Regions from separate parts of the Homo sapiens genome. Here region 1 is linked to region 2. A link is a contact called in ENCODE Hi-C or POLR2A ChIA-PET data. All regions are on one chromosome and are shown on one strand. Each heading gives the region's core, a stretch centred on a gene start or an enhancer-like site at or near the end of the contact. The rest is flanking DNA. Distances are from core to core; before and after follow the strand shown. Region 1 has its middle 22 kb from the start of AOAH. Region 2 overlaps EEPD1 (endonuclease/exonuclease/phosphatase family domain containing 1).

What was found. Hi-C counts contacts between places; a loop is a spot of excess contacts on that map. ChIA-PET counts read pairs that join two places held with the same protein, here RNA polymerase II (POLR2A).
Region 1: a loop to region 2 is called in a map with no recorded cell type, with 5 times the contacts of the local background. The contact joins two enhancer-like sites. A Hi-C loop is called at or near these places in 1 of 37 single-sample maps with no recorded cell type. POLR2A ChIA-PET finds 5 or more read pairs at or near these places in 1 of 52 experiments (CD4-positive, alpha-beta T cell).

The regions. Positions count from the first base shown.
Region 1 is chr7:36,745,268-36,747,967 of GRCh38, reverse strand. No RefSeq gene overlaps it. Among named protein-coding and RNA genes, the nearest start is that of AOAH, 22 kb to the right of the region's middle. Within about 2 kb of position 1,412, at least 4 of the 41 ENCODE cell types and tissues checked have a DNase peak (open chromatin) inside an H3K27ac peak, as active enhancers do.
Region 2 is chr7:36,279,954-36,282,763 of GRCh38, reverse strand. EEPD1 (endonuclease/exonuclease/phosphatase family domain containing 1) reads right to left here. Exons shown (of 8, transcript NM_030636.3): 4 at 1,539-1,649. Among named protein-coding and RNA genes, the nearest start is that of MATCAP2, 86 kb to the left of the region's middle. RefSeq lists an enhancer at 1,019-1,680. Within about 2 kb of position 1,434, at least 26 of the 41 ENCODE cell types and tissues checked have a DNase peak (open chromatin) inside an H3K27ac peak, as active enhancers do.

The DNA of each region.
Region 1 (2,700 bases), core at 163-2,662, 470 kb before region 2:
TCTTAGGCTACAGGACATTGAAGAACATTAAATTACATGCAATGCCTAAAGCTAGTTCTCTGCAACTCCATGACTCTGGAAATGACCAAAGCCTCTCTTTCTGGCCACCTCTCAATTTTCCCCCAGCTCTCACCTTCTCTATCCTCTTTCTCCAAGCTCCTGAAATGCCACACTGGACACCCGGTACTTGTACTTTTATTTATGCAGGCTTCTTACAAAAATGAATAATTAACGTCATGAGAAAATTCTCAGGCTGACCTGAGAATAAAGCAATCAAGACCACATTAAAATTATATCTTTTTTTCCAAGACTCATTAAGGAGCTGTGAGAAAATCAGTACACCAACCTGTTGTGAAACCCCAATGTAATGTTTAACTAATTTTCTGCCTTTGAGCAATATCCCCACTATTAGCTTTCTTTTTTCCTTACTGGCAGTTTTACTTAATTTCTTTAAGGTGACATAATGAAAGAGTGAAAAAATGTACCCTGTGGTTCTGCAGCCACCCCCTACAGCTCCACTTTCTGACTCATGGCCAGGAGAGTGCTGGCTCTGTTTTTCCAAGTCCAAGGGGGAGGAGGGTACCTCTTCTGTCCACCCCTACTGCTTCCCGAAATCACTCTCTCTTCTTTCTGGACTTTCCTTAATTTACTGGGGAGAGTGACTGATCCTTCCTGGCAGCCTAGGGTGAAGCCTAGACCCCTTATTCGTACCTCCCCGCTTCTCTCCCATCCACAATGTTGTTTTGAAAGCTGTTTTGTTCCCTTGTCCTCCCTTGCTCCTGGTGGAATTGATGGGTGTACAGGAGGCAAACCAGTCCCTTCATGGCAAATTTCAACTGAGACAGAGAGAAACTTGGCCCTGCAACACGTAAGCTCAGGAGCTGTTGGCCTTCCCAACAAAAAACGAGGCAAGACAGTCCAAAGCCAAAGGGAGGATGAAGTAGAGGCTCAGAGGAAAGTAGAAATGACACCCTTCCTGGGCTCTTTACTGTGTCCCCCGGTCCAGTCCTGTGCCTTCCCTAGGTCCTGCAGTCTCTGTTCTCTGATTCCATGAGCCTCTGCAGTGCCCCATCCATTGCATTTGCTCAAGTTGGCTCCCATGGCTTTCTGTAACTTACAACCAGAAGAGCCTGAGAAAGGCGCCAGGCTTCTGTAGCTCAGTTTCATGACCCAGGAGAGCCTCACTCCCTATAAAAGGTGAGCGTGTTCCCTGGTCCCACTAACTGCACCAACCCCCTTGGGAAGCCGTCCCTACTCCCTAAACTAGCCTCTCTTGGCTCTGTGCTCCCTGCCTCTCCTGTCAGGCTTCTGCCATGGCCCTTAGCCCTTCAGCCTGAGGTCACTCACAAGCCTGACTAAGAGATCCCACTGGCAGGCAAGGGCTGGGTCACCCCCACTCCGGACCGCTCCATCCTTATCATTGTTGCCACGTGTACTGGGCTGCACACGCTGCCAGCTTGCTTGCTCAGTTTCATAAGAGGTTGCTTCCTTATTAGGAATTTTCTGTTCTTCCTGTGCATGATGTGCAGGGCAGTTACACTTCAAACTCACCAGTTAGTAATACCTCTGTTTCTGTGGGTTGGAGTCTGCTTTTGGGGGTGGCCAGGCTGCTTGTGCATCAATGCTTGATCTTCCAGATCTCCCTACCCCTTCCTTTTCAAGATGACCTCTGGGTGTGGGGAAATCGGGGAGTCCAGGGAAGTGAGGAGGAATGGACTCTAACTCTACGTATTTGATTCCGTAGTCCTTTGGTGTCCTGGAAAGGACTACATGTGGATGGCCCCTATACCATGCTGACCTCTGGAGCTGAAATCTGTAGCTGGCGCATTTGCAGTTGATCTCTGGGCTCCATCTCAGCCCCGTAACCCTCCCCAAAGTTTTGGCCCCAACCAGGTCCTTGCTGCAGCCCTGACCAGGGTACTGTGCCCTCCCCCCATAGGTATGGGATCTCTTTGCCCCTGGAATAGCAGACCTCATCAGCCACATCCTCAATAACTTCTGCTTCTTCTACAGGCTGCGTATAAGGCTTGGGAATGCTAACCCAGGCTCCCTGCTACATCTGCTGTACCACACTGTCTACTCTGCTGCAGACACCCCTCCCAGGGTCCCAAACTCCACAGTTTTTTTTTTTTTTTTGAGATGGAGTCTCGCTCTGTCACCTAGGGCACCCCACCCTGGGTCCCAAACACCACACTTTTCACTCTGCTGCAGGCACCACTCTCAGGATCCCAAACAGGAAATCCCTCTGCTCCTGGCTACCCTCTCAATCCTTCTAACACCTGGGAGCTTTGGTTTGGGGCTGAAAGGTGGAGTCATATATTTCTGACTGTGTGTTCACCTGTCTCTGATCCTCTTCTCTTCCCCCACTTTGCTGCCTCTAAATGGACAAGCTTCCCTCTCCCATTTTGTTTGACCTGAAACCCTCTTAGGTCATTCCCTTCCCCTTACCTAGGCCAGTGCATCTTCAGGCCTAGGTGCCCAAGGCAAAGCCTCTATGGAAGGAATTATGTGCTGAATCCAGTTTCAATCAACGTGAAAGCTGCAGAACAATTAAGAGTAGGGACCGGCCAGGTGCCATGGCTCATGTCTGTAATCCCAGCACTTTGGGAGACCAAGGCAGGTGGATCACCTGAGGTCAGGAGTTAGAGACCAGCCTGGCCAATATGATGAAACCCCGTCTCTGTTGAAAATACAAAAATT
Region 2 (2,810 bases), core at 185-2,684:
CTCTCAGTCCACTGCAGGCGGCCAGCCTGCCACCTCATGCCCGTTCCGCCTGGCCCTGGCCTGCGCTACGTTCATGATGCATTCCAATGCATAGTATCTTTTAAAATCCTATAGCCACCCTATAGGTGAGCTAAGAAAGGGCTATCGCTCCCATTTTACAGATGAAGGAATTGAGGCCGAGAGGTTTTGGTGGATGGAACTCGGGTCTCCCTGCAACCTCATGTTGTTTTCCAATGGCCTTGACACCCTGACCTGGAATGGGGTTACCTGTCTTGCTCTCCAACAGGCTGTGCACTCCCTGCGGGAGGGGCCAGGTCAGGCTCCAGCCGGGATCCCCACTGTGTCTTGCAAAGAGTGAAAACATGCAGGCATGGAGTTTTTCTCACCAGTGTGTACCTGGCATGAAACAATATGCCTGGTACATAGCCACCTTTCATTAATGATTTGTTGAATGAATGCAGTGCTGAATGGACTATAAAAGGCTTGTGAAGCTCAGACACCTACATACATGTAAAGTGCGATCAAAAAAGGAAGGTGGTATTATTCTTATTATTTCCACGTGGACTGGAAGGGAGAACCCTGAACTAGATGCATTCAAATTCAGCTTTATCTCCAGCCTTCTCTGAATGTGTGCTGACTCACTGTCAGCTGCAGGAGCCATTTACACCCCCAAACATAAAACCCAGAGACAGAAGATTTACATGTACCTCTTTAAGTAGTAGCTAAAAAGAGAGTAGGGGCTTACTGTCAAAAAATGGCCACTTTTAATCCAGTATACATTTATGATTTAAGAGCCTACATTATAAACATAATCATATTAAGTATAAATCACATGTGTTTGTAAGCATGTTAGGTATACTAGGGATTTAAAAATCTGCATTTATAGGAAAATTATGTAATAATACATTTTCAACTCCTGGTTATTATCAGGAGTCTGTTTAAAAATCTAAAACTCCATTGATGTTAAGCATTGCAAGGTGAATAAATCTGGCCTTGAATAATAATATGAGGGAAAACGTGTATTTACAGAGATTTACCCTTACCTGCTCATATGGGTGATACTGATGAAAGAAAATTCAAAACCAAAATCTGCTGAACATTTCAATAGAACATTTCTATGTTGAAATTATGTGCATAATTTCTACCACTAGAAGCAAATACTTCATGTGTGAACTAAGGTGAATCTGAAATTTTCAGTCAACGAGTAATGAGCTCTGCACAAACTTGGCAGAAGACAGAACTGTGGCGAAGGGATTAGAAGGACAAAGGACAGAAATACCCATTTGTTGCCTTTCTCCCCTCCTCTCCTCCCAACACCCTAAGCTCTCATTTCCTTCTTGGCAGGAGTCCATTCCCAATCTAAACGTGAACCGAAAACCAGGGCATTTGGAAATGAATGGCAAGGATTTAAAAATTGGGCAGAAATACAAAATTGAACCGGGGATATTGGCAAAGGAAATTTTTAAATGCCCTTGATTAGGGGAAAAGTATGTATAAATTAAATGAAGGGAAAGGCCAGGCTTTGCAGACGAGGGTACCTTCTGGAGCTGACTCGAGGGCTTCTCAGCAACAACAGCCTTCCAGCATCCCCGGGGCCCCTTCCACTTGCGGATGTTGGGCAGGGTCGGCTGGTTTAGCTCCGTGCAGAACTGCAAAGACAGAGCACAGGTCAGAAGCGTGGGTTCGCGCCTAAAGCAGTCCCGGCTGGCGGCGGCCTGAGAAGCCAGGCACTGCATGATTCTGAGTCATCAGCCTTATTCAGACACTGCTGAACTACATCCCTGTTTTTCAAACACTAGGGTTTGCAAGAGCCAGATGACTAAACAAGCACCACACATTAAAAAGAAAACTGCCTGTGTGTGAAACACCAAATTATCACCTGGGGACTCTCAGTTCACAGAAATTGATTCTCTCTGTAGCATTCCTGCCCAAACAGTTCAAAAAAAGTCATCAGAATCCTTTTCATCCTTGTAAAAGCAGCGGATTGAAGGTCCCAGGAGGATCTGGATCAGCGTCAAATCCAAAAAGGTAACAAGATGGATACATGGTGACTTTCTTCTTCAGGGCTCAGCTTACAGGGGCAAAAAATGACCTCCAGCTTCAACTTGAACCACCGTAGTGCTTGTCTTGTTTACCTCTTGCTGCGGAGAGCTGCTGCTGCACCCACACACGTGCACGCGGCATGCACTTCTTTTGCTAATGCATGTTGCACCAATATGGCTGTAAAGTGACTGTCACTGAGGCAAAATAAAATTGCACACAGTAGGATGAGGAGTGGAACAACTATCCACTTCAAAATATGGAGACCAGCTCCTCTAACTCATGCCTCAAACACAACCCCTTCTCTTGGGGTCATGCCCCCTTGTCCTTCACAAGCCTTGGAGCACTCCACTTGTTTATTTCTCTAACCACCCCTACGAGTGAGAGCCTCTTGGCTTCCAAGCACATCACCACTCTCTCCGCTTAAGGACTCTCATTCAGCCCCACTGAGGCAGCTTACACCCCTATCCAGAAGACCCCAGCATCTGTACCCGTCGCCAGCTGCTCTCCTGAGTTTTAAAAGCATTTCCCACTGCCTCCTTAGCATCTCCACCTGGAGGTCTCCTTAGCCCCTCACAGCAGCAGGTCCCAAAGGGAACACATTATTCCTTCCTCCACCCAGTGCCCATCTTGGTCCAAAGCACTTCCATCCTTCCCGCTGCTCGAACTCCTTCCTCGCCTCCCACCAGCGCACTGATTCCACTGTCGCATGTGTCTTGGGTGCTTCCTTTCTGTTCTCCAGCCCCACTGCTGGAGCCTGTTTCAGAGTC